Linked DNA regions of Mus musculus: region 1 is linked to region 2. Evidence: chromatin loops called from intact Hi-C (ENCODE). Cell type or tissue: heart. All regions are shown on one strand. Each heading gives the region's core, and the rest is flanking DNA. Links, peaks and the distances in the headings are about the cores only.

Region 1 (16,683 bases), core at 5,550-13,549, 110 kb before region 2:
TAGAGAGCGAGTCTATCTTATTTGAAATGCCTGGGACCAGAGGTTACACATTTGTGGGAAGCCGCCCCCACATTCGCCGTCACAAGATGGTGCTGACAGCTGTGTTCTAAGTGGTAAACAAATAATCTGCGCATGTGCCAAGGGTATTTCTCCACCCCATGTACTCTGCCTTCCCCGTGGCAACAACTCGGCCATGGGCTGCAGCCAATCAGGGAGTGATACGTCCTAGGCGAAGGATAACTCTCCTAAATAGGGACGGGGTTTCGCTTTCGTTTTTGGGTTTGAGTTTTGCACTCTTGCTCCTGAAGATGTAAGCAATAAAGTTTTGCCGCAGAAGATTCTGGTTTGTTGTGTCTTTCCTGGCCGGTCGTGAGAACGCGTGTAAGAGTTGGTGCCGAAACCCGGGACGAGAAAATCCGAAAAAAAAAAACCCGGGACAAGAAAACTCGGGACGGGAGTTAACCATCACCGGCGCAAGGAAGATTCCTCATTCCGGAACCAAAACTGCGGGTCACGGTCATAAAGGTTCCCGTAAAACAGACTGTTGAGAAGGATTCAACTGCATGAATTCAGAACTCTTTAGCTGGGGAACAGGGGTACCAGTGAGTACAGCTTTACAAGGTAAGTCTGGTCTTGAACTTTCTAACGAAATTCAAGACAGTCTATCAAAAGTAAAGTGGGAAATAGCTTTACAAGGTACGCCTGGCCTTGAACTTTCTAACGAAATTCAAGACAGTCTATCAAAAGTAAAGTGGGAAATAGCTTTACAAGGTATGTTTGGCCTTGAATTTTTTCTAGTGTTAGGAGCCCTTTTGTTCTTTTTCACATGTTATCAAGTGATTAAGGTAGGGCTAAAAATTCTGGATGAAATTCAGGGCAATCTATCAGAAGTAAAGCGGAGAGAGAGAGTAGGAGCAAAGAGGAAATATGGTACACAAAATAAGTATACAGGCCTTTCCAAGGGTCTTGAACCCGAGGAAAAGTTAAGGTCAGGTAAGAAAACCTGGGGAGAGATTAGAAAGAAGGAAAAGAAAAAAGAAAAGAAAAAAGATCAATTAGAGAAGCCAGCTCTTAGTAGCTCTGAATCAGATGACAAATTCTCCTCTGAAGAAACAGACTGGGAGGAAGAAGCAGCTCGTTATGAGAGAGAAAAGTGCCAGCCAGATAAAATGCGAGCTAATTGGTCAAGAAAAAAGCCAAAAGCGGCTGGCGAAGGCCAGTTTACTGCTTGGCCTCCGGGCAGTCGGCTTCAAGGTGCACTTCCGCCCTATGCGGAGCCCCCGCCCTGTGTAGTGCGTCAGCCCTGCGCAGAGAGACAATGCGCAGAGAGACAATGCGCAGAGAGACAATGCGCAGACTCATTCATTCCCAGAGAGGAACAAAGGAAAATACAACAGGCATTTCCGGTCTTTGAAGGAGCCGAGGGTGGGCGTGTCCACGCTCCGGTAGAATATGTGCAGATTAAAGAGCTTGCCGAGTCGGTCCGTAAATATGGAACCAATGCTAATTTTACCTTGGTGCAGTTAGACAGGCTTGCCGGCATGACACTAACTCCTGCCGACTGGCAAACGATTGTAAAAGCCGCTCTCCCTAGTATGGGCAAATATATAAAATGGAGAGCTCTTTGGCATGAGGCTGCACAAGCGCAGGCCCGAGCAAACGCAGCTGCTTTGACTCCAGAGCAGAGAGATTGGACTTTTGACTTGTTAACGGGTCAGGGAGCTTATTCTGCTGATCAGACAAACTACCATTGGGGAGCTTATGCCCAAATTTCCTCCACGGCTATTAGGGCCTGAAAGGCGCTCTCCCGAGCAGGTGAAGCCACTGGACAACTAACAAAGATCGTCCAGGGACCTCAGGAGTCATTCTCAGATTTTGTGGCCAGAATGACAGAGGCAGCAGAGCGTATTTTTGGAGATTCAGAGCAAGCCGCACCTCTGGTAGAACAGCTCATTTATGAGCAAGCCACAAAGGAGTGCCGAGCGGCCATAGCCCCAAGAAAGAACAAAGGCTTACAAGACTGGCTCAGGGTTTGTCGAGAGCTTGGGGGACCTCTCACCAATGCAGGTTTAGCGGCTGCCATCCTTCAATCCCAAAACCGCTCCATGGGCAGAAATGATCAGAGAACATGTTTTAACTGCGGAAAGCCTGGGCATCTTAAGAAAGATTGCAGAGCTCCAGATAAACAGGGGGGGACTCTCATTCTTTGCTCTAAGTGTGGCAAGGGTTATCATAGAGCCGACCAGTGTCGCTCTGTGAGGGATATAAATGGCAGACTCCTTCCCCCGCCTGATAGTCAATCAGCTGATGTGCCAAAAAACGGGTCATCGGGCCCTCGGTCCCAGGGCCCTCAAAGATATGGGAACCGGTTTGTCAGGACCCAGGAAGCAGTCAGAGAGGCGACCCAAGAAGACCCACAAGGGTGGACCTGCGTGCCGCCTCCGACTTCCTATTAATGCCTCAAATGAGTATTCAGCCGGTGCCAGTGGAGCCTATACCATCCTTGCCCCCGGGAACCATGGGCCTTATTCTCGGCCGGGGTTCACTCACCTTGCAGGGCTTAGTAGTCCACCCTGGAGTTATGGATTGTCAACATTCCCCTGAAATACAGGTCCTGTGCTCAAGCCCTAAGGGCGTTTTTTTCTATTAGTAAAGGAGATAGGATAGCTCAGCTGCTGCTCCTCCCTGATAATACCAGGGAAAAATTTACAGGACCTGAGAGAAAGAAAATGGGCTCCTCAGGAAATGATTCTGCCTATTTGGTTGTATCTTTAAATGATAGACCTAAGCTCCGCCTTAAGATCAACGGAAAAGAGTTTAAAGGCATCCTTGATACCGGAGCAGATAAAAGTATAATTTCTACACATTGGTGGCCCAAAACATGGCCCACCACAGAGTCATCTCATTCATTACAGGGCCTAGGTTATCAATCATGTCCCACTATAAGCTCCATTGCCTTGACGTGGGAATCCTCTGAAGGGCAGCAAGGGAAATTCATACCTTATGTGCTCCCACTCCCGGTTAACCTCTGGGGAAGGGATATTATGCAGCATTTGGGCCTTATTTTGTCCAATGAAAACGCCCCATCGAGAGGGTATTCAGCTAAAGCAAAAAATATCATGGCAAAGATGGGTTATAAAGAAGGAAAAGGGTTAGGACATCAAGAACAGAAAAGGATAGAGCCCATCTCACCTAATGGAAACCAAGACAGACAGGGTCTGGGTTTTCCCTAAAGGCCATTGGGGCAGCACGACCCATACCATGGAAAACAGGGGATCCAGTGTGGGTTCCTCAATGGCCCCTATCCTCTGAAAAACTGGAAGCTGTGATTCAACTGGTAGAGGAACAATTAAAACTAGGCCATATTGAACCCTCTACCTCACCTTGGAATACTCCAATTTTTGTAATTAAGAAAAAGTCAGGAAAGTGGAGACTGCTCCATGACCTCAGAGCCATTAATGAGCAAATGAACTTATTTGGCCCGGTACAGAGGGGTCTCCCTGTACTTTCCGCCTTACCACGTGGCTGGAATTTAATTATTATAGATATTAAAGATTGTTTCTTTTCTATACCTTTGTGTCCAAGGGATAGGCCCAGATTTGCCTTTACCATCCCCTCTATTAATCACATGGAACCTGATAAGAGGTATCAATGGAAGGTCTTACCACAGGGAATGTCCAATAGTCCTACAATGTGCCAACTTTATGTGCAAAAAGCTCTTTTGCCAGTGAGGGAACAATTCCCCTCTTTAATTTTGCTCCTTTACATGGATGACATCCTCCTGTGCCATAAAAACCTTACCATACTACAAAAGGCATATCCTTTTCTACTTAAAACTTTAAGTTAGTGGGGTTTACAGATAGCCACAGAAAAAGTCCAAATTTCTGATACAGGACAATTCTTGGGCTCTGTGGTGTTCCCAGATAAGATTGTGCCCCAAAAGGTAGAGATAAGAAGAGATCACCTCCATACCTTAAATGATTTTCAAAAGCTGTTGGGAGATATTAATTGGCTCAGACCTTTTTTAAAGATTCCTTCCGCTGAGTTAAGGCCTTTGTTTGGTATTTTAGAAGGAGATCCTCATATCTCCTCCCCTAGGGCTCTTACTCTAGCTGCTAACCAGGCCTTACAAAAGGTGGAGAATGCCTTACAGAATGCACAATTACAACGTATTGAGGATTCACAGCCTTTCAGTTTGTGTGTCTTTAAGACAGCACAATTGCCAACCACAGTTTTGTGGCAAAATGGGCCATTGTTGTGGATCCATCCAAACGTATCCCCAGCTAAAATAATAGATTGGTATCCTGATGCAATTGCACAGCTTGCCCTTAAAGGCCTAAAAGCAGCAATCACCCACTTTGGGCGAAGTCCATATCTTTTAATTGTACCTTATACCGCTGCACAGGTTCAAACCTTGGCAGCCACATCTAATGATTGGGCAGTTTTAGTTACCTCCTTTTCAGGACAAATAGATAACCATTATCCAAAACATCCAATTTTACAGTTTGCCCAAAATCAATCTGTTGTGTTTCCACAAATAACAGTAAGAAACCCACTTAAAAATGGGATTGTGGTATATACTGATGGATCAAAAACTGGCATAGGTGCCTATGTGGCTAATGGTAAAGTGGTATCCAAACAATATAATGAAAATTCACCTCAAGTGGTAGAATGTTTAGTGGTTTTAGAAGTTTTAAAAACCTTTTTAGAACCCCTTAATATTGTGTCAGATTCCTGTTATGTGGTTAATGCAGTAAATCTTTTAGAAGTGGCTAGAGTGATTAAGCCTTCCAGTAGAGTTGCCAATATTTTTCAGCAGATACAATTAGTTTTGTTATCTAAAAGATTTCCTGTTTATATTACTCATGTTAGAGCCCATTCAGGCCTACCTGGCCCCATGGCTCTAAAAAATGATTTGGCAGATAAGGCCACTAAAGTGGTGGCTGCTGCCCTATCATCCCCGGTAGAGGCTGCAAGAAATTTTCATAACAATTTTCATGTGACGGCTAAAACATTACACAGTCGTTTCTCCTTGACAAGAAAAGAAGCCCGTGACATTGTTACTCAATGTCAAAGCTGCTGTGAGTTCTTGCCAGTTCCTCATGTGGGAATTAACCCACGCGGTATTCGACCTCTACAGGTCTGGCAAATGGATGTTACACATGTTTCTTCCTTTGGAAAACTTCAATATCTCCATGTGTCCATTGACACATGTTCTGGCATCATGTTTGCTTCTCCGTTAACCGGAGAAAAAGCCTCACATGTGATTCAACATTGCCTTGAGGCATGGAGTGCTTGGGGGAAACCCAAACTCCTTAAGACTGATAATGGACCAGCTTATACATCTCAAAAATTCCAGCAGTTCTGCCGTCAGATGGACGTGACCCACCTGACTGGACTTCCATACAACCCTCAAGGACAGGGTATTGTTGAGCGTGCGCATCGCACCCTCAAATCCTATCTATTAAAACAGAAGAGGGGAATCGAGGAGGCTTTACCCCGAGTACCAAGAGTGTCTGTGTCTATGGCACTCTTTACACTCAATTTTTTAAATATTGATGCTCATGGCCATACTGCGGCTGAACGTCATTGTTCAGAGCCAGATAGGCCCAATGAGATGGTTAAATGGAAAAATGTCCTTAATAATAAATGGTATGGCCCGGATCCTATTTTGATAAGATCCAGGGGAGCTATTTGTGTTTTCCCACAAAATGAAGACAACCCATTTTGGATACCAGAAAGACTCACCCAAAAAAATCCAGACTGACCAAGAGAATACTGATGTCCCTCGTCTTGGTGATGTCCAGGGCGTCAATAATAAAGAGAGAGCAGCGTTGGGGGATAATGTCGACATTTCCACTCCCAATGCCGGTGATGTATAATGCTCAAGTATTCCCCTGCTTTTTTACCACTAACTAGGAACTGGGTTTGGCCTTGATTCAGACAGCCTTGGCTCTGTCTAGACAGGTCCAGACGACTGACACCATTAACACTTTGTCAGCCTCAGTGACTACAGTCATAGATAAACAGGCCTCAGCTAATGTCAAGATACAGGGTGGTCTCATGCTGGTTAATCAACTCATAGATCTTGTCCAGAAACAACTAGATGTATTATGGCAAATAGCTCAGCTGGGATGTGAACAAAAGTTTCCGGGATTGTGTGTTACTTCCATTCAGTATGAGAAATTTACTAGGGCAGCTAATTTGTTAAAAAGTCTTTCTCAGTATATGTTACAGAATTGGACGGCTGAATTTGAACAGATCCTTCGGGAATTGAGACTTCAGGTCAACTCCACGCGCTTGGACCTGTCCCTGACCAAAGGATTACCCAATTGGATCTCCTCAGCATTTTCCTTCTTTAAAGAATGGGTGGGATTGATATTATTTGGAGATACACTTTGCTGTGGATTAGTGTTGCTTCTTTGGTTGGTCTGTAAGCTTAAGGCCCAAACTAGGAGAGACAAGGTGGTTATTGCCCAGGCGCTTGCAGCTCTAGAACATGGTGCTTCCCCTGATTTATGGTTATCTATGCTTAAGCAATAGGTCGCTGGCCACTCAGCTCTTGCACACCACGAGGCTAGTCTCATTGCACAGGACAGAGTGAGTGTGCTTCAGCAGCCCGAGAGAGTTGCACGGCTAAGCACTGCAGTAGAAGGGCTCTGCGGCACATATGAGCCTATTCTAGGGAGACATGTCATCTTTCAAGAAGGTTGAGTGTCCAAGTGTCCTTCTCTCCAGGTAAAACGACACGAGAGCAGGTCAGGGTTGCTCTGGGTAAAAGCCTGTGAGCCTAAGAGCTAATCCTGTACATGGCTCCTTTACCTGCACACTGGGGATTTGACCTCTATCTCCACTCTCATTAATATGGGTGGCCTATTGCTCTTATTAATAGAAAAGGGGGAACTGTGGGAAGCCGCCCCCACATTCGCCGTCACAAGATGGCGCTGACAGCTGTGTTCTAAGTGGTAAACAAATAATCTGCGCATGTGCCAAGGGTATTTCTCCACCCCATGTACTCTGCCTTCCCCGTGGCAACAACTCGGCCATGGGCTGCAGCCAATCAGGGAGTGATACGTCCTAGGCGAAGGATAACTCTCCTAAATAGGGACGGGGTTTCGCTTTCGTTTTTGGGTTTGAGTTTTGCACTCTTGCTCCTGAAGATGTAAGCAATAAAGTTTTGCCGCAGAAGATTCTGGTTTGTTGTGTCTTTCCTGGCCGGTCGTGAGAACGCGTGTAAGACACATTTATCGTCTTTCTTCTTGGTTTTAGAATATCTTCATGTATCAAGTGTAAACATTAGGTTTATTTATACTCCAGTACATATTATATGTGTAGTCTAAAGGCAGCTAATACTTTAAAAAAATAATATTTATTTACTTATTAGTTATATATGTAAGTAGCTGTCTTCAGACTCACCAGAAGAGGGCGTCAGATCCCATTATGGATGGTTGTGAGCCACTGTGTGGTTGCTGGGATTTGAACTCAGGACCTTTGGAAGAGCAGTCTTTAAGTGCTCTTACCCACTGAGCCATCTTGCCAGCCCCTAATGCATTTTTGTTTTCTTTAAACTCCAGCCCTAGAGGATCCCACAGTGTCTTCTGACATCTTTGGGCACTAGGCAAGCACATGGCACACAGACATGCAGGCAAAACACCATGCGCATAAAATAAATTTAAAACGTATTTTCATTCTATATGTATGAATCTTTTCCCTGTACGTATGTTAGTGTAATGTATGGTACCTGAAGAGAGACCCTGGAACTGGAATTACTGACAGTTGTAAGCCATCATGTGGATGCTGCCATCATGCAGAGTTCTTTGCAAGAGCAGCAAATCTCTTACCTGCCGGGCCGTTTCTCCAGCCACTGATTTTTTTTTTTAAATTTTTGAGACAAGATCTTGGTAGGTAATTTAGATTGGCCAGTTAGCCCAGGTTGGCCTCAAATGTGAAGATCTTTCTGCCTCTTATTCTTATGTTTCTTTTTTATTATGAATGTTTAATCCATGCTAATAAGCACCCGTGTCTGTTTGCTGGGTATATCTCCTTTAAAAGCACATGAATAATAACATTGTACCTTCAGGTTATAAAAGTGAAATGAATCTAAAGAACTCAACAGTAGGACCATTATCAGGGGCTAGCAGCTTCCTTTGCTAAGCATGTATCTCATTTTATTTTGTGTTTGAGACCAAGTATTCTGCCTAGACTGGTCTTGAACTTGTGAGCTCAAGTGGTCCTCTCACCTCTCAGCCTCCAAGCAGCTGGGACTTCCAGTGTCCACTGTCACATCTGACTAGGCACTTATCTCTTGGAGTACCTACTGTGTGTGGCTGTACTAGTCGTGAAAATAAAACAGTCTCTGGTCTTACGGAATCTATATCATTACTACCGTCATTATTGTTAATCTAATTTGAATTATTTTGGTTGTGAGCCTAGCCCTTAATGTCTGAGCCATCTCTCCAGACCTAATTTGTGTTATTTTTGAAGAAAGCAATGAGGTATTGTTTAAGAACGGATAGCGATCATATTTTTATTTTATCTGGAAAAGCAGGCTCAAAATTTTAGTTTTGTTTTCGTTCCTTTGCAGGAGTAGATAGTCACCTCTAAAGACCCGTTAGGATCGGAGCCTGTTGACGTCCCCTCAGCCCCAGACCTTTTTTTCCCCTTTCCCACAGCCCTGCACTGTTGTTCCCCCCCGCAGAGCTCAGTCCGCGCTGCCTGCTCACAGGCTTCAGTGATGAATTCTGCTGTGAGCACCGTTTTCAGTAGAATTGCCTACATAATCAGAAATTATTATCGATGTTCTCAACTGTTTACTAATGTGGCAGTGAGTATGATTTGTGCTCTAATGCTCCCCCCCCCCCCCAAAGCCCATTTACGTTGTAAATGTAGCTCTGCGCTGACTCCCGAGTTCACCGTGCTAACCGCAGCTCGGAGGACGGCCAGCAGATGGCAGCAGAGACTCATGGATGTGCTTCCTCACCTAGGAGTCAGCGCTCTTGCAAAAGGCTTTTCAACTGTGCAGACTCTAAAACCGAACGTATCCCCCACCCCTTATAAACATCTCAGACATGTATACGACCATCTCTGTATGTTTAACAGACCAGGAACTCTCTACCCCTCCACCCGAGGCATGTTAAGTGATCTGTCTGGTACTGTGTGTGACCAAGTTTGCTTATAGAGGTCACATATCCCTTCAGAGATGCCAGGACATTGTTGCTGATTGACCCATAATATTAGCTTGGCAGTGATTAACAAGAAGGTAAGATGGTCCCTCCCTTGCTGGGGGTGGTTTTCAGCATTCATATTCATAGGTGTGTTGACAGTTTGTAAATGAATTTTGTTTCCTTGCCTTTTTTTTTTTTTTTTTTTTTTCCTCTGCAAGGGTTACTGGGATATAGGCTTGTTGCCCAGGTAGAAGTGAAGACCCTCTCTACTGTCCCTGTGGTTTCTCTACAGGGTCTTCTTGAAAAAATACTGTTTATGCTGCTTGATCCACAGAATGCAGGCCACTCCATGCCCTGTGTGGATTTTCCAGCCAGTTTGACGGGCAGGGAAATTTGCAGGTTCATAGAAATTCACAATAAAGCGTATTTTCTAGTGTCAGCTCTCAGATAAGCCAAAGTTTCAAAGGCAGCAAGGGGTGTCGTGGCAACTATGTGGATCTGCTCCGGTAAATGGTGGCATCTCCTGTGCTGGACCTGGTTCTGTAAGTTTCAGGGCCAGGGAAAAATGAGACAGAACAGCTTCCCAAGTTATTGGGCCTTCAAGATGGTGACAACAGAGGATTATATCAAGTCTAATCTTCTGAGGAGAGCCACAAGTGACAGTACAGGTTTAGTGTCAATGAAATCAGTTTTCTCTTTCCTCTGCCCCCTTTCTCTGTGTATGTGTGTATGAGAAAAGAGGGTGGGGCCGGGGTAGTAGGAGATGATCTTTCTTTTCCTTTTCTTTTTAAAGATCTATCTATCTATCTATCTATCTATCTATCTATCTATCTATCTATCTATCTATTTATTTTATGTATATGAGCACACTGTAGCTGTACAGATGGTTGTGAGCCTTCATGTGGTTGTTAGGAACTGAATTGAATTTTTAGGACCTCTGCTTGCTCTGTCCGCCCCACTCGCTCTGGCCGGCTCCACTCTCTCAATCCCTGCTTGCTCCGGCCCAAAGATTCATCTATTATGCACTGTAAGTACACTGTAGCTGTCTTCAGACACACCAGAAGAGGACATCAGATCTCATTACGGGTGGTTGTAAGTCACGGTGTGGTTGCTGGGATTTGAACTCAGGACCTTCGGAAAAGCAGTGAGTGTGCTCTTACCTGCTGAGCCATCTCGCCAGCCCTGAGGATTTTTCAAAATTCTGCTTTTGTTGTATATACTCTGAATGGCAGCAATTTCTAGCTTTAGCATTATTGGCATTCTAGAACAGGATTCTTCATTGCGGGCCGTGATCGGTGGTCCCTTCGGATGTGCTCAGCGGCGTCATCGATGTTCGCTGCATCCTAGTTGCCAGCTCCCAGTCTGCCACGGCTGCTGTGAAAATCAAGACATATCCTTTAGACACTGTCAAATATCCCGGTGGGACAAGATCTCCCTGATTGATGTCCCCTGCTTTAAGGTTTAGAACACTTCCAAGGACAGCTTCATCTCCTCTCTCGCTTCCACCCTGCAGGGCATAAGGAAAATAATAAAGGCCCGTAGGGGTGGAATTCCAAACATCCACCGCGGGCAGATCTATCTGTGGAGTTTAAGGCGCACCCTGACATTCTGCACATGCTCCGTTTGTCCCAGTTGCCTTGCGCGGATATACTTTCCTCGCGATGTCTGTTCTCTGAGCTCTGAAAATGTATCCTTTAATCTCGGGCTCAGAAAACCCCTTGACTGTGGAAGGAGACACCAAAGGCCTTCCAGTGACAGGCAGGGAGAGGGCGGTTTGGATTACTAATTTGCTTTCACTTCTTAGCCTGTTTTTCCTTCCCAGGGCTGTTCCTCTGTAGACCTTGAGTATGAATAATTCCGGGTAGCCTGAGGGGAGAAGCAGGAGGCCGCCTTGTAGGGCTGTTTGTACTGTAATGAAATAGAAAGTTTAAAAGCCTAAGTGAAGCCTGTGCGTTTGGAAATGGCGGGAGGTCCAGCATGCGCTTTAAAAATTACTCAGAAAACTGACAAACTCTTGAAGGTGGGGAGAGAAATTGCCTACTTCACTTTTGGAAGATGTCCCTCCCCACCCGGGGTTGAACAGCCCCCACACATTGAGCCGGAGCACAGGGCGTCCCAACCAATTAAATACTCATGGAGATGCACTCTTAACTCTATATTTGAGTTGTCAACGGGAAGGCCAGACTAAGCACGAGGTTGTCTAGGAACTTGCTAGCCAGCTGTTTGAGAGATCTGAGAGCTACTATTTTGTACGCAGATAGATACCGGACTGAGGAAAGTTGTTCAAATTACGTGACAAAGAGGTCCAGGCTTAGAGATTTGAGTGCTCTGTGGGGTCCTTAGTAGGGCTAACTAGCTGGAGCTCCTTCTTGTCAGCAGCCTTGAAGATGGACAGGTTATTATTATTATTATTATTATTATTATTATTATTATTATTAAAATTAAAGTGTTGCATAGTCACACTGAATTAATTGTAGCTATTCACTGGTGAGGGTTGGGGGTGGTCCCTTCAAGGGTGTGAGCTCTTTGATGAGAATGGACTCCTAGCAAATAGAGCAATGTAAACACAACTTGCTTTAAGCCAAGAAAGAGATGGGGACAAAGCCTAGAGTAGGTCAATTAAAATCACCACATTAATGAAAAGGCAAACTGATAACGTATAGTTTTAGTAAAACAAGAAAAACAATGCACAGTGGCAGAGAAGTTTTGCTTCCTAGTCTTTCCACTTTCTTTCTTAAAAAACAAAAAACAAAAGCAAAAAACAAAAGCAAAAACCAAAAAGCAAAAACCAAAAAACAAAAACACCCTCTCAAAACAAGCAAGCAAACAAAACCATACAACAACAACATCAAACAAAACAAAACACCCTAAATAGTGACTGGAGAGTTGGCTTAGTGGTTAAAGCTTTTGTTGTTCTTGCAGAGGACTTGGGGTTTGACCCACCACCCAGTGGAGATTCACAGTCATCTGTAACTCCAGTTCTAGGATGCCTGACACCCTCTTCTGACCACAGAGGGCATCAGGCATAGAAGTGGTACACAGACAAAACACCCATATAAAACATAAAAATGAAAAAGACTGAAAAATCAGCTGTGTGGTGGTGGGGCACACTTTTAATCCCAGCACGTGGGAGGCAGAGACAGTCGGATGTTTGTGAACTCAAGGTCAGCCTGGTCTTCAGAGTGAGGTCCAGGACAGTCAGGGCTACATAGAGAAAACTCTGTCTCGGAAAACAAAAACAACAAAAGTTTTATGTGGCATTTATTTAGATGTCTGTGTGTCTGTATGTGCATATGTGTGAATGCTTGTTCCTGTGTATGCATGGACCCAGAAGAGGACATCAAGTGACCTCCTCGATCACCATCGGCCCATTCCTTTGACACAGGGTCTCTTCCAACCTAGGGCTTGCATTTTCTCAGCTAGATGAGAAGCCCTCGAGCTCCAGTGATCCTTTTGTCTCTGCCCTCCCTTCAGTTATCCCTGGAATTATTGGTATTTGCAGGACTCCCAGCTTGTTGCATGGGTGCCTGTATTCAAACTCTGGTTCTCAGGATTGACCAGCAAGTATTCTGCACTATTCCTCTAGATCACCCTTTTGTCTGGTTCTCAAGGGGGGTTCTTTGCTTTTGGAATTAACGCAGCACATTGGTGTTTCAATCTGTTGAATGTCCATAGAGCGACAGAGAGCCTTATTTTTCTCATGACTTCTAGAGGGAGCAATGCTTTCCTCCCTCTAGAAGGAACTGATTGCCAGGGAAGCCACAGTTAAGTGTAAATGGATAATGAGTGGGAGATGGGGAGAGAACAGGATAGAGGCTAGAAGGGAGATGCTGAGATAGACTCCGTGGATTCCTCAATGAAGGATGGAAAGGTATTGGTACGGTGGTCTGGATTTTTAACGTTAAAGATTAACTTTAAAGGGGAGAGGGAGATGGTTCGGTGATTACAAGCACTGGCTGCTCTTGCAGAGGACATCGTTTTGGTTCCTAGCACCCAATATGGCATTCACCTGTGACTCCACTTCCAGTTGGAGGGCCTGGAAGGCCTCTGAGGGCCCCAGGCATGTACATGGTGCACATTTAGACATGCAAGGCCAAACACTCACACACATAAAAGAAATAAGAAACTAAAAGAATTAAAAAAAAAACCTTAAAAAACACAACATAATCACAAGTCTCTGATATAAATTGAACCAGTTAGTGGTTTTTATTTAAGTCATTAATTAATGAGGGAACCTTGCGACATTACAATGGCCTCAAAGGAGAAATTCAAACAACCATCAGATAATTCTGTAATAATTTTACAAATGGATACAAAATTGGCTTGTTCCATAGTGGGTGTGGTGGTGGAGGTTAGAAATCAATTATATTTGCAGAGGAAAAGATTAATTTTCATGCCTGTAGACAAGTCATTTGAATTATTATTGGTGCCAGAGAGTAGGGCAGATGGAGAGGACCTGAGGACCGCGTATAAAACACTGCAAAATGCTTATGAGAAAAACACAGAGGACAAAAAAATCTCTGGCAAAGGCTGGCTAGCTCACAACTCCCACCCTTCAGGAGGCTGACTGGAACGGGCTGGTGCCATTGGTGGAAGTACGCGCTATATGTCTGAAGATGATGTGTGCCTTATTATAATATGAAAACAGACACTATCCTGCTGGGCCAAGAACACTCGTGAAACTCTACACTATGCAAATGAGCAAGATAACCCTGGGGATGTGGCATAAAGGCTTCATCCTTTGCATAGTATCACTGATGGAGATTCTCAAAGTTCTCCCAGCCCTACCCTCTTCATTGGAAGTAGGTTGTTTCTTATTACATGGTCTCTGGAAGTAGGTTGTTTCTTATTACATGGTCTCTCCTCCTGCTACTTTCCACAAGCCTTCGGCCGATGTTTGTTCCAGGACACAAGAACCTGGAATCCCTCCAGAGGTGCCAACCAATCTCTCATGTTCACTGATGTTGTTATTGCTACACTTTGCAATGTAAAAGTTGCAAAATAGCTCAGCCAAGGAAAGGCAGCGAACTCACAGAATCAAGCCATCCGGAAGCCTATACTTAGAGGATGCCCTGTTTCCCGCTGAAGAGGACCTTATAATCTTTCTGGTCCAGTTGATTATTTTATAGTTTCTTTTTAAAAAGTTTCTATAGATTTGGTTGTCTAATGGTAACACTTTATTTTAGACAATGGACCAAGCTTTTAGGAAAAGAAAAGGACCTACAATGTTCTTTCCAAACAGATTCACCAAGCCCTGATCAAGCGTCTGTAGGTAGCACTTAGGTGCTGGGGAAGGGAGAGACGGAGGTAACTATAGAGCCATAGTGAATATTTAGGCACATCTCTGAGGCAATAGTTATGGCTAAATCTCACCTTGGTTGAGCTCTGCTCCACCGGAAGTATAATGGGTAGGTCTGTACACATCTTTAGAGGTTACAGTTCAGCACTCGTTCAAGGGCAGAGGCATGTCATTTTTTTTTTTTCCTTACATGTATTTTTAGTTAGGGCAAGAAGTGGTGGCATTGGTAGTCTCTAGTGAAATCTGCAAAGTGGGAAGCACTTAGACAGATGGAGGAAGGAGAAGAGGAGCTTAGGAACCCGCAGACAAGAGCACACTTTCTGTCCTTTTGTTAAAACGGCTAATTAGAGTCGAGGCGTGGGGGTGCATGCCTTCCATCTCAGTGCTCAGAAGGGGGAAGTAGATTGTTTCCCATTACATTGTCCCTCCCGCTACAACTTTCCACTCAGCTTCAGACGATGTTTTCTTTCGCGACAAGGTGGATCCAGACAGGTGGATCTCTGTTGAGTTCCAGGACAGTCAGGTTTACATAGAGAGACCTTGTCCCCAAAACCCTCAAAATCATCATCAAGAGCAACAGGAAAATGACTAATTAGGAGACCTTAGATGGGAGGGTTCTCTAATGTAAGCAAGTTGACTTTGTAAGCAATTTGATATAAGCAGTCTTGTTCTAGAGAAAAATAATTTGAACTTAACTAATGAAAACCATCAACTAATTTCTTTTTTTTTTGTTTTTTTTTCCATTTTTTATTAGGTATTTAGCTCATTTACATTTCCAATGCTATACCAAAAGTCCCCCATACCCACCCACCCCCACTCCCCTACCCACCCACTCCCCCTTTTTGGCCCTGGCGTTCCCCTGTACTGGGGCATATAAAGTTTGCGTGTCCAATGGGCCTCTCTTTCCAGTGATGGCCGATTAGGCCATCTTTTGATGCATATGCAGCTAGAGTCAAGAGCTCCAGGGTACTGGTTAGTTCATAATGTTGTTCCACCTATAGGGTTGCAGATCTCTTTAGCTCCTTGGCTACTTTCTCTAGCTCCTCCATTGGGAGCCCTATGATCCATCCATTAGCTGACTGTGAGCATCCACTTCTGTGTTTGCTAGGCCCTGGCATAGTCTCACAAGAGACAGCTATATCTGGGTCCTTTCGATAAAATCTTGCTAGTGTATGCAATGGTGTCAGCGTTTGGATGCTGATTATGGGGTGGATCCCTGGATATGGCAGTCTCTACATGGTCCATCCTTTCATCTCAGCTCCAAACTTTGTCTCTGTAACTCCTTCCATGGGTGTTTTGTTCCCAATTCTAAAGAGGGGCATAGTGTCCACACTTCAGTCTTCATTCTTCTTGAGTTTCATGTGTTTAGCAAATTGTATCTTATATCTTGGGAATCCTAGGTTTGGGGCTAATATCACTTATCAGTGAGTACATATTGTGTGAGTTCCTTTGTGAATGCATCAACTAATTTCTATCTAGGCCTCTTACACTGAAATGATCTAATAAGGCCATTCATTGCTTTAGCCAGTTCAATATTTACTTTGCTCTGATTCTGAGTTCACCCTATCAAAATGTTCCTCTAGTGCCCTCACAGTAGAGGACCAAATACGGGAGCTGTGAAATATTGCTATCTGTTTAAACAGACCCCTTTAAAAATGTTAATGTGGTTAAATTTATCTTTTAGCTTTTTCATCAGAGTGTTCTCATTCAGGTAGAGAAAAATATCCAGAATTCAGTTTTGATTTTTGTTTGTTTGTTTGTTTATTTAGCACTAGGAGAGACATGGGGGCCGCAGTTGAAAGATGGTAATCTATAGACCTTGCTTGCTTTTAATACCAACATGCCTGGCAAAATGTGCTCAGGTGGTATGATAGTGGCATGGCAGTTATGGGTGTAACCAACCACATTCTAATTGCTATGAGGCCTCCTCCACAGGAGCGATGTCATCCCTAGTACAGTAAACATGGTCAAAAGGTCAGCTCATGGCTGGGAAGATCATGGTGCTTTTGTATATGAGTACCCTGTAGCTGTACTGATAGTTGTGAGCCATCATGTGGTTACTGGCAATTTGAATTCAGGACCTCTGCTCGCTCAGGTTCTAAAGATTTATTTATTATTATATCTAAGTACACTGTAGCTGACTTCAGACATCCCAGAAGAGGATATCAGATCTCATTACGGATGGTTGTGAGCCACCATGTGGTTGCTGGGATTTGAACT
Region 2 (16,683 bases), core at 3,961-11,960:
CTGACTCAAGAAGCTGGCAGTATTACAAGGTTTCAAATTTATGTAGAGTATTTCTTCTATGCAGTTTTGTCATCTATCTGGTAAACACTGTCATCCATTAGACATTGTTTCTCTGTGTGTCTCTGTCTCTGTGTGTCCGGTCCCCTCCCTGCACCCCACCCTCTCCATTTCTAGACAGGGTTTCCCTGTGTAGCTCTTGTTGACCAGGATCTTACTCTGTAGACCAGGATGTCCTCGAACTCACACTAAAGGTGTGTGCTGCTGTCGCCACCACAACCCGGCTATTTTTTCTCATTTTTAAGACTAAAAAAATTCTGTGTGTGTATGTGTGTGTGAGGTGAGCCTGCACTACGTACTTTTTCCTGCAATTGCAGATGTGTGTGTGCCATGGCATGCCTATAATGCAATCAGAGGACAACCTACCATGTTGGTCCCATCTTCCATCTTGTTTGAGACAGGGTCTATTTACCATTGCGTATGGCAGGCTAGCTGGCCTAAGAGTTTCTCTGGTCTCTGCTCTCATCTCACCCAGGAGCACTGGGATCATAGACTATTGCTGTATCCGGGTTCACCACTGAGCCTTCTCCCCAACCCCTAGTTTTTCTTATTTTTAAAGAATTTAATTTTGTTATGCTTTATTAAGTTTTATAATTATATAAAGCATTTATATTGTATTGAACCCAAATGCACAAAACATGACATTCAAAGAATTATTGCTTTGTATATTTCCTTCTCATAGAATAATATCTGCTAAGCCTTCCATTGCTTTAAAAAAAAGTATGATGATTCGTCGAAGGATCATTTCATGGGAGTATAGTGATTTACTCAATCCAGTCTTTATTATGGGAACTTATGTTGTTCTAAGTCTTTTATTGCTATTCATGGAGTTACAGTGCACAGACTTTCACCTCTGTCTCTCTGTTTCTGTGTCTCCTCTGTCGTCTCTGTCTCTCGCTGTCTCCCTCTGTCTTCCCTGCCTCTTATCTCTGTCTTCCTCCTTCTCTCCTCCCCATCTCTGTCTCTGTCTCTCCCTGTCTGTCTCCCTATTCCCTCAACCCCTGTCTCTGTCTGGCTGGCTGTCTGTCTGTCTGTCTGTCTGTCTGTCTCGTAAGTGCAGCTTTAGAATAGATTACTACCAACGAGGTTGCCAAGAAAGCATCCAGCAAGGTATCAGCAAAATTTTTTTTCTAAAAGAGATGTGCGATTTTTCATTCCGACAGACTTGCTAGCAAAACCGATGGTTTTCTTATAGTTTCTCCAAATGTGTCTGTCATTAAAACTGTTGGATTTCTCCCAACCTGATGAATTAGAAAACTTAAAACCACTCATCTCTCAGCAGCAGCTATGAGCTTCTGGGAAATTATTCATGTTTGTCCCTGGATAGCAGTCGATAATTTTTTCTCCCCAGGTTTCAAAGGTTCTTTGTACAGTAAGAATATTTGCCTTTTGTGATATAAGTTGTATATCTGTTGTCATTTGTTCCTTTTTTATATTACTTTTGATATTTTCATTTATAAATGTTTGAAAAAATTTATACCATGAAATTTATCAATTATTTATCTCTCTTTTGGCAGTCTTTCTTAGTTTTGCTTTTGGGTTTTAGTCATGGTTTAAGGAAACATCCCTAGTACCACATAATAAAGAAATTTATTCATGTTTTAGCTGTAATTTTATTAACTTCTGATGCATAGAATTTATCTGTTTTATGGTATATTTATTTCCTCTTTTAAAGTACACTTATCTACCTATCTCAATACCACTTTATGTGGACTCATTTTGACATAACTGATGCCATCTTGAATTATAGCTACCATTATTGCCTGCCTCAGAGTAACCTTAGTTGATTTTTCCTGCATAATTTGCAAGCATATACTACAAAAACAAAACTTCTATGGTGTGGAGGTGGACACCTGCAGTACAAGCAATTGGGGGTGGAAAATCAGGTTTAAGGCTAGTGTTAGCTAGCTAGTGAGAGACCCTACTTTAAAAAAAAAACAGTAAAAAATCCAACTCCTCAATAAGTGATGGATAGATATACAGATTGATATGTAGATAGGACCATCTGAGTAACCTGTAGTGCTTTATAACTGGAGCTAAATCTAGGGTTGTGTCTGATTCTGATAGTAGGTTGATATAAAACATGTACCTTCCAGCTGGGTTGATGCCTCCTCTGTCTTAATTAATACACAGACCCCCTCCTTCTGACTGGCTTGCAGTAATTCACAAGGCACTGCCATTAGCCCCAGTACACAGTACACTGTGTAATCTTCAATCTGTTTGCCTGTCTTCAGTCTCTCAGCACCTTTCAGCTGATCTGATCCATGCCAGGGGAAAGGGCTGTTCTGGAACTTATTTAAGGGCTTATCTTTAGCTTTATTTATTTATTTTTCTTTTTTGATGTTGATGTATCACGTGCTAAAGGTTCATATGCAATTACATTCATTGCAAGACTTGCTTTTACTTTATGGAAAGGAGCAAGGTTACAACTAAAGTCTGAGTTCTTGTTAGTGTGTGGGGGGAATCCATGCTGTTCAGAGCACAAGGGGAGAGGTATGGCGGTATTAACCATCGATTGTGCAAGATAAAAGCATACAAGACATTATGTGTTTAATAAATGTTTAATCGTATGAATGACTAATTAAAATAACCAGTGACTTAAAGAAATGAATTTAAAATATGTATTTTGATGGGGATCAGTTATGTATAAAGTACCAATAAATATATAGGCAGTATACTAAAGAGAAAACTAACAGTAATATTTGTAACCTGTCTTCTTAAAAAATAAAACAGAAAACACTCATTGAATATTTTATGTGTGACACTGGCTGTGGCAATCAGTGCTTACAGTCTCAGCACCTGGAAGACTGGGAGATGGGGAGACTGGGTTGGGCTGTCTAGAAGCTCAAATTGACAGGGAGAGAGAGAGAGAGAGAGAGAGAGAGAGAGAGAGAGAGAGAGAGAGAGAGAGAGAGAGAGAGAGAGAGAGAGAGAGAGATTGTTTTAAAAACTAATTTGTTGGGAATGTTGCTCATACTTAGTGTTCCTAAATTTCTAAGGTGAAGCCACAGCTCTCTGTATGTGTGTTGAACATTCTTGTAAAGAGAATAATCCTTCTAGATATTGAAAGTTTATGCTTTAGATTAGGTGTTCAGTCTCTGCATTGATGTATTTCACAAGGAAAATGCAGCAAACACAGCAACCAGCAGCCATTTGTCCTTCTGAGAATGAACTAGTGAATGTGAAACAGGCTGACTCCATGACAGGCTTCAAATCAGCAGTTTAGGAGACTAAGTCTAATTCTCCATTACCAGGACTGGGCCAGGGCTATACAGAGAAACCCTGTCTCAGAAAAACAACAAAACAAAACAAAAAGGAGAAACAAACAAACAAACAAAAAGAATGATAAATTTAGGTTATGATTATGCCCACTTCTAGGTACCACTGTCCCAAGGTTTTTGACATACAGCCCAAATAGTGTTGCCACCAATGTGTCTAATAAGAAGACCACACATTCCCAAGTCTTGAAAGCTTTTTGTATGTAGCTCAATATGTGATTCCCCCTCCCATCTAAAGGAAGTCTGTCTGGTATATAAACTAGTTTAGGGCACACACATGAGGAAATGAACAGGGAAGTAGGGAAAGGCATGACACGAGAGCCAACCTGAGAAGGTTGAGCAGAGATTTCTCCATCTGGCTAAAGATTCAGAGCTCAGAGCTCTCTTTTCTGGTGTGGTGGGAGTGTGGGAAGGAAATGACAAAGCCAGTCTCTACCAGGCACTTGGGGAGGGGGTGGGCTGTGGCTCTCAATGAGGTAGCCCCACAGCCTCACTCTGGTTTCTCTTGCTTGGGGACGTTGAATCAGGAAGTACTCCACATACAGTTTCTCTGTAATTTGCAATCTGGGACCAGCAGTGCCAAATGCAGAGAATGCGGAGATTTCTGAGAGCCTGGGAAGAACAGCCCACTTTATGTTTTCCTAGAGCCCAAAAATATTTTTATTTTATTGAGGGGCTTATGGTTTGAACTGGCCCAATTAATATTCATGGGCTTTTAACCACACTTCCTGAGCATATTTAGCCTCTTCGTTGGACATTTTCCATCTTGATCTAATTTTTCTCCCCTTAAAACAGCCCTTAGATTCAGAACATTGGCCACCTACCCCAGAGGCACAGCACTACTATGAATCAAGTTTAACTTTAGAACTTAGAGTAAACCTTTTTAGACTGGCCACATTTGCCCCTGGGGCACTGTAACTGTGACTAAATGTAGGCCAAAAATATTCCAAGGAGCTGGTTCCTGCTCTCTTTAGTTCTCTTATAGCACATGGTAAGTTTGTATGTATGGTTACTGAATTTGTTCTTGCTTTTGTAACTTGAACTACAGTATCAACTCTCTATGACAGAATTTAAATGCTTAAATTTCCTGCAAAGTTTTTCTCAAGTCTGTGACAACACTTTATGGCAAATATGGGGAAACTTGATGACTTGATATCTGATAAAGGCTTATGGCTGGATCTAAGCAGAGATGGAGGGTAGAGCAGAGAGGTCAAATGAAGGTCACCAGAGCTCATAAGCCACTTTATGTATTCTTTTGCTCACTTGGATTTACTGAATAGTTCCAAATTCTCACTGTGGCTGAGTGTTATGAGAGCATTTTCTGCATCTGCGAATTTTACCTTGAACTCTTGATTTCAACTAGGAAAAAAAAAATTCTTAAAACTCTGTCAGTGGCAACAGGATATACACACCCACACCCAGACACCACACATACCATGTCCCCCCCCCACCATACAACACACTAACAGTACCCACCACACACAGCACAGCACACATACCACCACCACTCACTCACATCACACCAGACACCACACACACACATACCCCCCCACCCCCACCCACTCCACAGCTTTATAGTGCTGACAGTAGCTTGAGTTCCTTCTTCAGAGACCTCTATTCAGACACCTGACCTAGCTACAGAAAAGAATGTCAGGGAAAACCAGTGTGAAGCAGAGTTGAAGTCAATGAAAGGATTTTAGTGCAGATGCTAAGCTTGCGGACTGAGAGAGGTGCTTGGGAAGAAAGCAAGACACACCCAAGAGCACGAGTGTAGCTTTGGGACGAGTGCTGGGCTTCCTCCTCGCCTGTGTTGTGTCAGCCACACAGTTTTGGTGCACTTTGAGCTATTATTGTCTTTAAAGGGTGGTTAGGCCATTTCTTCAGCCCCAAGAGCCAACTTGTAATTTAATTTAATTTTTTATTGCCTTTTCAGTTTCCTCTTTTAAATGTAAGGTTTCACTATGTAGATCAGTCTGGCCTCGAACTCACAGGGACCCACCTGCCTCCCTGGTGCTGGGATTAGAGGTATGAGCCACAACATCCAGCTCTTTACTCTTTACAATTTTTTTTTTTTTAATTTTAAACAACTGCCTTTCATGGCTTTCTGCTCTGTTCTTCATTATTGTCTTCTGCACGCTTCTGGCTCAGTGCTCTGCCCTTTCTAGGGTCTTCAGGATTCAGGGTAGGTTAACAAGCTGAGATCCTTCTTTTCTATCATGGGCATCTATACATTTATACTCAGGGCTGCATAGTGACTCCCTGGGTCAAAACCCAGCTTTAACGGTTTCATGATTTAGCCTGTAGCCTACCCCAGAGAGTGTTCATGTGCATTTGAGACTTGTAGTCTTGTTGCGTGAAATATAAAAAAGGCACCCATAGTATGGTGATTTCCCTGCTCCCAGTGTCTCTGTGGTCTCCAGCCATTCTCTTGTGGCAGATCCTGCTCATATTCCCAGACATCCACCCGCTGTGGTTAGCTGTCACAAATCCTGGTAACCCGGTAAAATCAAAACTCTAGAGGCTTTTAATTTAATTCAATTGATATAAACACAAGCTACACACCTAGATGGGGCAAACAACATTCTACTTATTATTTAATAATCTATTTGAGAAATCTCCAATACTTATGGCTCTCAGGAATGTGTGGTTCTGGCTCCTCTTTCTCTCCTATAAGTTCCATCTTGTCTCCTCATCTCCGTCTCCCTCAGTCTCTCTATCTCTCTGTACTGTCTCTAAAACTCTCAGCCTGCCTTCTCTTTCTGCTGCCCAGTCACAGGCTCTAGCCTTATCTTGTGCCTGCCCTCACCTGCATAGAGACAGCCATCCACATAGTCTGTCACTGGGAACTGCTCTATTGATGCCTCATTGGCTTTTAATGTCTTTAAGCCCTCTCTCTGTTTCCTTACCTATCTTCTGTGTGGTTGCTCTGTTCATTGATGAAAGTAAAGTAACAAGGTCTACCATTGGCATAACTGAATCACTTTTGTATTATTTTGAGTCAGAATTCATAGACCAGGCTGGCCTTGGAACTTGAGTCCCTCCTGTCCCAGCCTTCCAAGTTCTAGGGTTACAGGCATATAACACACCCTGTTCCAGGTTTTTATGGTTAGTTTTCATTATATATATGTATATATAATCTTATTTTTTAAATAGAGTTTGGTGATCTATATTATTTCATCATTTCACCATTATAATCGGTGAAGCAGAGCTTGAGTCTGGCGCCTTAATCCGCTTGGATGTCCTGTCACCCTTAATTGATTATAATGGGTAGATGTAGATTTATATCTGCTATTAGATTTTCTCTTTCCCTGGGTTCTCTGCCTTTATCTGGTGTTCAACTGAGCCGCTACCTCTCACCATTTCCTCCATTGTTTTGACAATGCTTAGGACACAATTTGTTTTACATTTCGACTGAAATAAATTCAGGTTGGGGGTCATTCATTCCCTCCATCCAGTGAACTAGCCCTAGTAAGAGTAATTTTCGAGGACAGTCTTTAATGTACTTTCTGACAGGAATGGGTACCTCTTAGCTGTCTCTTTCCTGGTCATCTCTGATAATGTCTAGCTTCCTTTTAATATTTACTGGTGAAATCTCCATTCTCTGAGCAATCCTTATCCACAGCGAAGGAGGCTCTTTAGAGAGAGCTTCGGAACCTTCTGCTCTTATGGATGCTGTAGTTCTTTTGAATCCCTATTCTGGCTGTCAAGCAGGGGAGAAGTGCCTCTGATCTTGGCTGACTTCATCTCTTGTGAAATCTTTGCCCTTTGAGCAAGCTGGGGTCCCTGTACTTGGCATATCAAGCACCCATACTCTTGGCTACGCCGACTAGGAATTATATTTTCAGCCTGGAGCAGAGAGGAGAAACACGTTGCCACATTCCCATTGGTAAGACACACACTTCTTAACTAGGAGAAGGGACTAGGGGAAGAGGAAGCCATATCTGTCAGCCAGGCTCCCAGTTAGAGCTGAAAATCCACAAAGTTGCCTAGGAGTGGTGAAGCTGAGAATCCAGTAAGTTGCCCAGGAATTGAGGTGCTAGCTGGTCGTGGTTTAAGTATTATGGGCTCTCTGTTATTACAAGGAGTTATCAGATTGTCTTGAATAGATGTTTCTGTCTTTCAGTGGACCCTTGGGACAGTTTCTAGACACTCAGAAAATGATTTTCATCAGCTATGATTGTTTCACTAGAAAGTAGGCCCTAAGGGATCTTCAGACTGCTGGAAGTAGAAGCGAGAGCCACTTCTTTGCAATCTAAAAATGCTCTTAATTACAATCCAATCTAAAAGCACTCTTAAATGCGAATAAACATGCCAGAATGTGGCTGTGTTTTAGAAAGTTGAGATGGATCTAAAATACTGAATGAAGAAATGTGTATGCACCAAAGTTCCAGTAGGAAGTAGACATTAATAGCATATTTAAAAGCTCAACTGAAGGCCTGAAGAGGAGTGGTATAATGCAGTGGTCAAGGGCTTGTGTAGCTTGTATGAGGACCTGGTTTCACTCCAACACCTAAAATAACAAACAAATAAACAAAACCACCCCCTGCCCCTGGCAATATGAGTAAGGCTAAAAGTGATAACCAAAGCATGACAGAGGCCAGGAAAAGACATCAGTTTCTGCTTGCCTCAAAGAAGGCTCAAGGAAGTGGTTTTTCAGAAACACACTGGAGCTCTTGGCAGAGAAATGTTTTACCAGACAGGAGCTTTATGTCCGGGATCACAGTCAGTTGGCCTGGAGGACAGGAAGGAAGGAGGCTGGCGTGGGAGGAAGCTCACTTCCAGAAGTGCTCACTACACTCAATTTCTGATCTCCTGCCAATTCCTCTACCTAGTGGAAGCCAGAGGACAAAGCAAGCTAGAGGGCTGCTGTGCACTCATCTCCTGGAGATCACATTGGGGCAAAGTGGGGTATAGATCTGCAGTACCAGTATGGGCACCCGCCCTTGATGTGTGACCATTCCCCCCCCCCCCGAATAGATGGTTTCAGAGCTTCACTGAGTAGTGTGACACAGTCGCACTTCTCCCAGCATGCACCTCTGCCAGCATCCATGAAGTTCACCTTCAGGAGTTGCACTGTGTCTTGAGATAGTCAAAAGCTACTTTCAGTCAGCCTGGGAGGTAGATGCAAAGATGCTATCGAAGGTTACAGAGCTCTGGAAGACTGGTAGGGAGGCTGTTTAATGCATCAATTATCAAGGAGCACCGCCTTCGTTTTGTGGGTCAGTTGTCCAATAGATAGCATAACAATAACATGAGCTTAGAAGGTGGGGAAGAGAGAAATCTTGCAAAGGGTCTCTTTTTGGTTAGTGACAATGGGAGAACGTCTGCAATGAATCACTCCATATCCAGCACTGGTGACATTGGACTGTCTCAGCAACAGCCCAGTGAGTCAGCTGGAATAACTCACGCATGCTGATGTGAATGAGGACAAGCGTCTCCCCGCCTTCCGGATCTTTCTCCATAAGCCCCACCCCAACCCCGTTTCAGCAGGGTTTCATGCAGGCATTTACCAGAGTTACCCTAGAAGTCACATCCTAGCCTCTGGGGCTCCCACTTCCTCTCCCCACTATGTCTACCTTCTTAGTTGTTCCCATGACGTTCTTTTGTTTCTCTTTATAGTTTCTCAAACTTTTTTCTGCTCTATGGTTCCAGAGCATCTAAGATGTATACAATATTATATAAAAATAGTACTTGATGTGGGGACCTAAGAGACAGAGTGGAATCTCTGGAGATTTCTGTAGGTGATATGGAAAGCAGAGCAGAGATCTTGGAAACAGACTTGGTGGTGTGGCGTTGGAGTTAGACAGACTTCTTGGTGGGCAAATGGATAGGGGAGGGGCCGTGGCTAGGTGATAAAGGCGGCAGACTTGCAAGATGTCTGGCTTCTTTCTCCCTTTCCTGATCTGAGATGAAATCCTGGCAGCTTAAAACAAAGGCCCATGGGCTTTATCTCCCACCAGTGACATCCCCTCCACCCCCGCTGACTAGGGGTGGGGTGGGGTGGGGCTAACAAGTTCAGAGATGGATCAGGACGCATTTACAGACAGTCGTGGGCCTATAAGTTATCCATATCCTGTCTTTCTTCAATCTGAACAACTTTAAGTTTGGGGAAGGAAGACCCATCAGAGACTTAAAAAACTCCACCCCTCAAGATGAGACTGGATTTTGTCTCCGTGAGTCCCATTCCACGGTTAGTGAAAGATGAATGCATATGTCCCTACATAAGTTGGTTTTCCTTTAGTTACCTTCCCAATGTCATGATATGCATACAGAAAATGAGTTATATTGAAGAGCTTAAAGTCTGACAATTTTTACTTATGGCTTCTGGGGTAAGGAGATAGGTATACTTAGAGAGAAAGAATGAAAGGACAATAGAAAAGGAAATTGATTGTTGGGGCTCCGATATAGGGCCCCCCAAATAAGCTCTCTTGGCACTTGATAAAACTGCAAAGATATGGTCACTATGACCTCTCTCTTTTCTCCTGACATATAATCCTAAAGGAATTCTCTGACCTACTTTGCCTGAAGTTGGAGATAAAACTTTTATCCCAGTGGGAAGCCATCCAGGCAAAGAAGAGTCTGCGTAAACAGGCCTTGTGAGATGCCCTCAGCTCAGCTTATTGAGGTCATAGTCCGTTTCTATCTAGTCACACGTCTCTGCAGCTCTCTAGCTCTGTGGAATGGAAGTATAAAAACACAGCTTTTCTTGGGTCTTTGGGGTTTGTTCTTTTTGTTTTCCTGCGTGGTATTAAAAAAAAATCAACCAGCAGCTTCACGCCCGCTAGGCAAACTTCATTTCTGACCCTCCCATGCCACGTTAAATTTAAAGTGAAGTTATTATGCTTTTCTATTGCTAATCTGTCTTTTGTCACAGATGTGTCAAGTGGATGGGTGAAGACATGGTGTATACTTTCTCTTGTACAAAATACATTTTCCACAAACAGAACACAATGTTTAGCACAGAGGGTTTTTCTTAAGATCCAATTCTATTATCGTTTTATCAGTATGCTAAAAACACTCTAAATCATGAAAACCATCAGTGCGATGGCTCTGTACGCATGGGACTTGCTGTGTAAACGCAAGGACCTGATCTGGAGTTCCCAGCATCCATATACAAAGTCGGCAGAAGCCTCTGGGGTTCCTCTAATGCCAGAGCTGGAGGGGCTGGGGTGAGGAGCAAGACACAAGGCCTCCCTAAGGCTTGCGGGCTCCCAGGCTAACCTCAGGTTCAGGAAAAGACCCTACCTCAAAGGAGCAATTCAGAGCTTGATTTAATAGGTGATTCTCACCTGGCTGATGCACACTCATGTATATGAGTACGTATAACACACACACACACACACACACACACACACATCCATTAAAATTTTAAAAAGTTGAAAGCCCATTAATTATAAGGCACAGTGTTAACTGCTAAGTGAGCAGGAACCATTAAGAGTAAACTCCTACTCTTAACACAGAGAAGGCTATAACTCCTTTAAAGACTCTTAATGTACCAGGCATCATAGTGCACATTATAATATCAGCATTTGGGAAACTGAGGCAGTAGAACTGTGAGTTTCAGGTCAACCTGGAATAAACAGTGGGTCATAGACCAGTCTGGGGTCCTTAGTAAGAACCTGTCTCCCAAAATAGTAAAAAAAGTAACCAAACCAATCGAACAAGATTGCTAATAAATAGTTATTCGTTCTTGTGTTTTTTTAAAATAAGAGGTAGAATATTAATTAATTAACTTATTTATGATTTTTTTTTGAATCAAGGGTTCTCTGTATAGCCCCATTCATTCTGAAATTCACTCTGTAGACCAGGCTGACCTGGAACTCAGAGATCTGCCTGCTTCTGCCTCCCAAGTGCTGGGATTCAATGTATGCGCCACCACTGCCTGGGTAGTTGGTTTTGTTTTGTTTTGTTTTGTTTTTTGTTTTATTTTTTGTTTTTCCATCCTGGAGAAAGGTAAAGGGAAGCAGCCAAAGCCTTGGAGTCACTTCACCTCATTCGTTTAGAGCGGCAGTTCTCAACCTCCCAAATGCTGGGGCCCTTTAATACAGTTCCTTATGTTCCATAAAAGTATTTGCATTGCTACTTCACAACTTAATCTTGTTACTGGATCACAATGTAAGCACTTTTGGAGACAGGCGTTTGCCAGTGCTCGGAACCCACGAGTTGAGATCTGCTGTTTTAGAGGATCTGGTGGAGTAAACCTCAGTACAATACAGAACTGAGCATGCCCAGCTATGTTCTTGCCCACTACCTTTCTCCTGTCAGTGTGTAATCTGTGACCTTAAACAGCATGCTCAGGCACGTGTTGGCCACTGTATGTGCTTCCTCACATGGGCGTGTGTAGGCTCCCCACCATCCCAAATCCCCATGTTCTTCTCCTAGGAAGGTAGTGCTTTACAAATAGTCCCCATGTTCCCATTCTCCTGTCTCTCTCCTGGCTGTCCTTTTGGGCTTTGTACACTTTTAGATGGTAATCCACTGTGTTTGTGACAGCTATACTCAGAGCTTTTAGGACAGTATACTATATACATATATACATATATATACACATACAAACACATACATATGTACATATACACATATACACACATATACACATATACATACACACATATATACATATATACATATATACAAACACACACATATATACACATATACATATATACACACATATATAAGCATACACACACATACTCACACATATACACACATATCCCCACAGAATACCCCCCACATACACATGTACACACATACACATGCACACACATACACACATACACATGCACACAATACACACATGCACACATACACACATATACACATATACACACATACACACATGTATATACATACGTACTTATGTACATACATATATATAAATCGAGTGAGGAGCCTTACATGTGTGCCTCCTTCATCTTCAAATGACAAATGAATATTGAAGAAAGGATTCTCAGTGAGCTTTTACTAGGGGCTTCCTGTGATGAGAACATTTCTCAATTTCTGTAAATGTTGGTATTAAGAGTCAACCTAGGGGGCTGGTGAGATGGCTCAGTGGGTAAGAGCACCCGACTGCTCTTCCGAAGGTCCAGAGTTCAAATCCCAGCAACCACATGGTGGCTCACAACCATCCGTAACAAGATCTGACTCCCTCTTCTGGTGTGTCTGAAGACAGCTACAGTGTACTTACATAAAATAATAAATAAATCTTTAAAAAAAAAAAAAAAAAGAGTCAACCTAATTCTGTGTCTTCCCACAGTGATTATTCCAGACAAAACTGTGAAGAACATTAGTCTAGGAGAAATGCTATTTTGGTACAAAGACCAGAAAAGTATTGATCAGCAGAGGACTGGATCCGGGAGACTTCAGGTTAGTGCGCCCACACGGGCGAGGACCGTCTCACATCTCAGGATGTGTGACTTAATTACAGATATGATAAAAATGACAGAAGCTGGCCATGGCTTTCAGAAGCATCACAATTTGGTCCTGATGTTTCATTTGAACAATGGTTTATATTCTTCTTGGGTGACATCTGTTGCTCTAAGATGAGCTCAATCCTCACACGGAGCTTAGAACAACAGAGGAAAGCCTATTTTGTGTAAACAGCCTGATAGAGACATATCTATGAGAATTGCTTTAGTTGGTGAGAGAAAAACTGTGTGGTATCACCCCTAATTCTTCAGCGAATATAAACTTAACCCTTAGCAGGGGGTCAGCAGCTCTCTTAAAACCCAAGGGAAACAGGAAGTCTTGACTGGCTGGGAACCGATTAGCATGATTAGCACATATTTGTCTTGCAGGAGGAGTGTTTGGGTAAGTTAAAAGTCTCTGGTCCCTAAAGGCTGCTGAGGCAGGAGGTGAGAGGCGGCAGGGGGCTGATAGTGTTTTTGTCTGTGTATCTTAGTGCTTTGGGATCAGGAAAGGCAGGCAAGATCTCAGGACCCCTCTGAGGTTATCTCCTGAAACTCAGTCCTTGCGACAATGGGGCCCAGAGCAACACCACAGATCACAGATTCAGTCGCAGCCACAAAGGACAAAGGTGAATGGAAAGACTGACCTTGGCTGGATCCGCAGGATCTGGCTCTCTCTTGCTGTGAGAACACAGTGGCCAAGTGACTTAGCTTCACTCAGCATCAGCTTCCTTGGTGGTGGCTGGGAAGATCGACCAACTTCAAGCATGTAAAGTGTACAGTGCAGGCATCCCAGGGACTTACAGGCCAGAGGCCATCCTGGTGTTCTCAGCTGCAGACAGGCCTGACCAGCCACCCTCATCCAAGAGAAGATATGTTTCCACGTGTTCACTCAACACGCTTGTGGGACACATCTCCCCATATTCAAAGCTCTCCATTATTATATAAAAATTTGAGTTTCTTAGGGGGAAAAAATCAATAAAAAGCAAGCCTTTATATCTTCCATGGAAAAGGAAGTGAGCCTTTCCCCTTCATACTGATGACAGATGACTCATATTCACGGCAAAATGATTATTTGAAAGAAAATTGGATTGTAGTGTATAGTCATAGTAATAGTAATAATACTATACCAGCAAACAAAACAACAAAAGGCTTGGATACTCTTACACTACCAGGCCCTACAAGACAAATTATTTAAATCCATCTGTTTTTGGAAGTTGGGCAAAACTATCACTGTGGAAATTCCAATCAGCGGATTTTAACTAAAATACGTGTTTCTGAAAAACCTGCTTTGAGAGTGGATCCTTATAGGCACCGATTCAGCCTGTCTTCTCAAACGTGAGGCTACCCAGATCAGTCTGGAGCAGGGAAGGTGAGCATTTGAGCAACACGCGCTCCTTTTGTTCTTTCAGCAGAGACGGAAGTCACATACATCCTGGAAAGTCCATCCTTTCCATCTGGACCAACAGGAGTTCAAGTCCTGGTGGGGTGTGTGTGTGTGTGCGTGCGCGTGCGTGTGCGTGTGCGTGTGCGTGTGTGTGTGTGTGTGTGTGTGTGTGTGTGTGTGAGACTATACATATAGATACCAGTTGTTGATGACCAGTGCACCTCTGGAACACTGGTATCAAAGGTGTGCACCACCACGGCCCTGCTTCCATGATACTTTTTGAGGCAGAGCCTGTCACCGATTCTGGAACTCATTGATTCAGATAGTCTGGCTGGCCTCCCAGTTCCAGAGAACTTCCTGTCTCTGCCTTCTCAGTGCTTGCATTCAGAGTGTATGCTGATGTTGTGCGTGGATGCTAGAGGTAGAAACTCAAGTCTGCGAGCTTGTATAGACAGCACTTTACTGATTGAGCCCCTTCCCTGCCCCTCACCCATCCCCTAGGGCCGATGCTATCTGAATCACCTGGGAAATAATTTTCACCTGTGGTGACACTTACCTTCTGAGGTTCCTGTGAGGATGAGATGGAGCAATGTGTACACAGTATTGCCCAGCTCATTAAAGTAATCCATTGGAAAGCCTAGAAGCTCATGCGCAATAAGTATAATGTAAGGGGAGCCACATAGTATAGTATAGATCACAAATAATCTGTCTTTGCATGGCACGGAGTTGTTGAGCATGATTTAACCAAGACTCCTTAGCTATATGAGATTGAAATGCACCTTTTTGGCTGAGCATCGACATTGTGACTGGTTTTGCTATAGTTTCTGGTTTAGTCATGGGAATATGATCGTTCCTGGGTTCTTGTTCTTTGTTAATATTCAAAGGTCTCAGGTTAAGGCTTAGTGCTCGCTTAGTGAAAAGGAAACTAAGGGTTCTAAAAGGCACTTCAAGAGAGGCCAAAGAGCTGCTTAGCTAACGCAGATCCCTGTTGGCTTTTAGAATAAGGGTCATCTAACACTCCTGGGGAAGTGTCTGAGGAACTCTCTGGAGCCTGGGGAAGACTAACCCTTGGATTAGTTAGAAGATTTAGACTAAGGAGCTTCCACTTAAAATTCTAACAAACCAACTCTTGACTTCTAGGACCTGAACTGAGAAGCCAGGTCCCGCTGGAGCCACCGAGAAGGCTGCCGAGTAGGGTCTATGTTACTGTTCTTATGTTACAGGTTACAGGAGACCACGAGTCTCAGAGTCACCGTAAAGCTGGGGAGAGTAAGAGCTTGTACTCAAGAAAGATTTCATTTTCTATTAAACTCCCGACAGGATTACCCGGAAGACAAATATGTCTCCTAAATTTCAACCCTGGGTGAACCTCTTGGTTTTCTTCTATTTCTTTCTTTTTTAAAAAAAATTTTATTTCTTAAAAATATTTAATAATCACTTCTACAGGAAAAGAAAATGGTGTGTGCATTGAAAGTGGGGGAGACCCCAAGCTTATCTTTCTGTGAGTTTACACCCTCCCAAGTGAAGATTTCCTTTACTGGTAAATCCAGTGAGTTTTATAGCATTCTCAACTCTGGCTCATGCTTTGAATACCAAGGCTTGCACTGCTGAGATCTGTTCCACTATGGTTAATTTAGCTCCCTGGGAGGGTAGGGCCCAACTTCTCCAAGGACTACTAATACACACGCCAGTGCAGAGCTGCAGGGCTGTGTAAGTTTCAAGCCCAAGATCCTCTAGCGGTCTCATCACTGGAATACAAGGAAGAAAGAAATCCATTGTAGTATATAGGACAGCTTCATGTCAGTGTGGGGGCTGGGCTTGAGGGCATGTGAGTGTTCCTAAGTGCCTTTGGATAGCAGAGAAGAGAGTGTCACGGACGACCAGAGCAACGAGCGCCCGACAAAGCACTGTCAGTGAGAACTTCCAGGAAGCAGAGAAGAGGACATGCCCTGAGTCCTTTCTGAAAAGGACAGGATGGATATACAGTTGAATGTGCAGAGAGCACCATCATCACAATAGAAGGGACTACACCAGTGACCCCAAGCTTGCCTACTTCTGTTGTGCTGTGGGAATCAGGCATGCCATGTTTATCTGCTAGGAGGTTTTGCCTCCTCTGGGACCAGCAGGAAGGCAGTGTTATCTTCATTGTTTCCCACATCCAGCCCTAGAAAGTTTACAGAAGTTGGCTCTGGATTGACAGTGAAAAGGACAGGCCAAGATTGCAGATTCCCTCAATTTACATGACACAATAAATGAATGACTTCTCCATTGACAGATACCACTGTGGGGCCCACAGTGACAGAGTAACACAGCAAGATGAAAAAAGAGAAAGGAAATAAGAGACTTGGTATCTTAAAAATATCAAATTATTTTAATGCTAAATGGGCACTAAGAGGATCTGAACGGATACATAATTTATGTAAATCTATGTAAACGCAGGTACCAATTACAAGGAAAAGGATTGGGTGGCATTCCTAAAGGACCGGCCATGCTCTAAGCTGTCACCTGCCAGTCTGCTTCTCCCCGGGAGTTAGATTCACACCAGATGGCA

What was found. Hi-C counts contacts between places; a loop is a spot of excess contacts. Peaks named below come from ENCODE experiments on the same cell type or tissue, not always from the same donor. Only the 100,000 strongest peaks of a DNase experiment are listed, where the experiment ranks them.
Region 1: a loop joins it to region 2, with 2.8 times the contacts of the local background. A loop is called at or near these places in 2 of 42 quality-filtered maps.

Annotation. Positions count from the first base shown.
Region 1 is chr1:72,116,113-72,132,795 of GRCm38, reverse strand. It overlaps Gm4319 (predicted gene 4319), which reads left to right and starts at 9,038. Exons shown (of 3, transcript NR_166632.1): 1 at 9,038-9,259. In heart, for the core only: a CTCF peak has its summit at 8,947 (motif pointing right); a DNase peak (open chromatin) is centred at 8,955; H3K27ac peaks cover 190 bases.
Region 2 is chr1:72,006,153-72,022,835 of GRCm38, reverse strand. No RefSeq gene overlaps it. Among named protein-coding and RNA genes, the nearest start is that of 4933417E11Rik, 9.3 kb to the right of the region's middle. In heart, for the core only: a CTCF peak has its summit at 8,178; DNase peaks (open chromatin) are centred at 8,085 and 8,745; H3K27ac peaks cover 1,585 bases.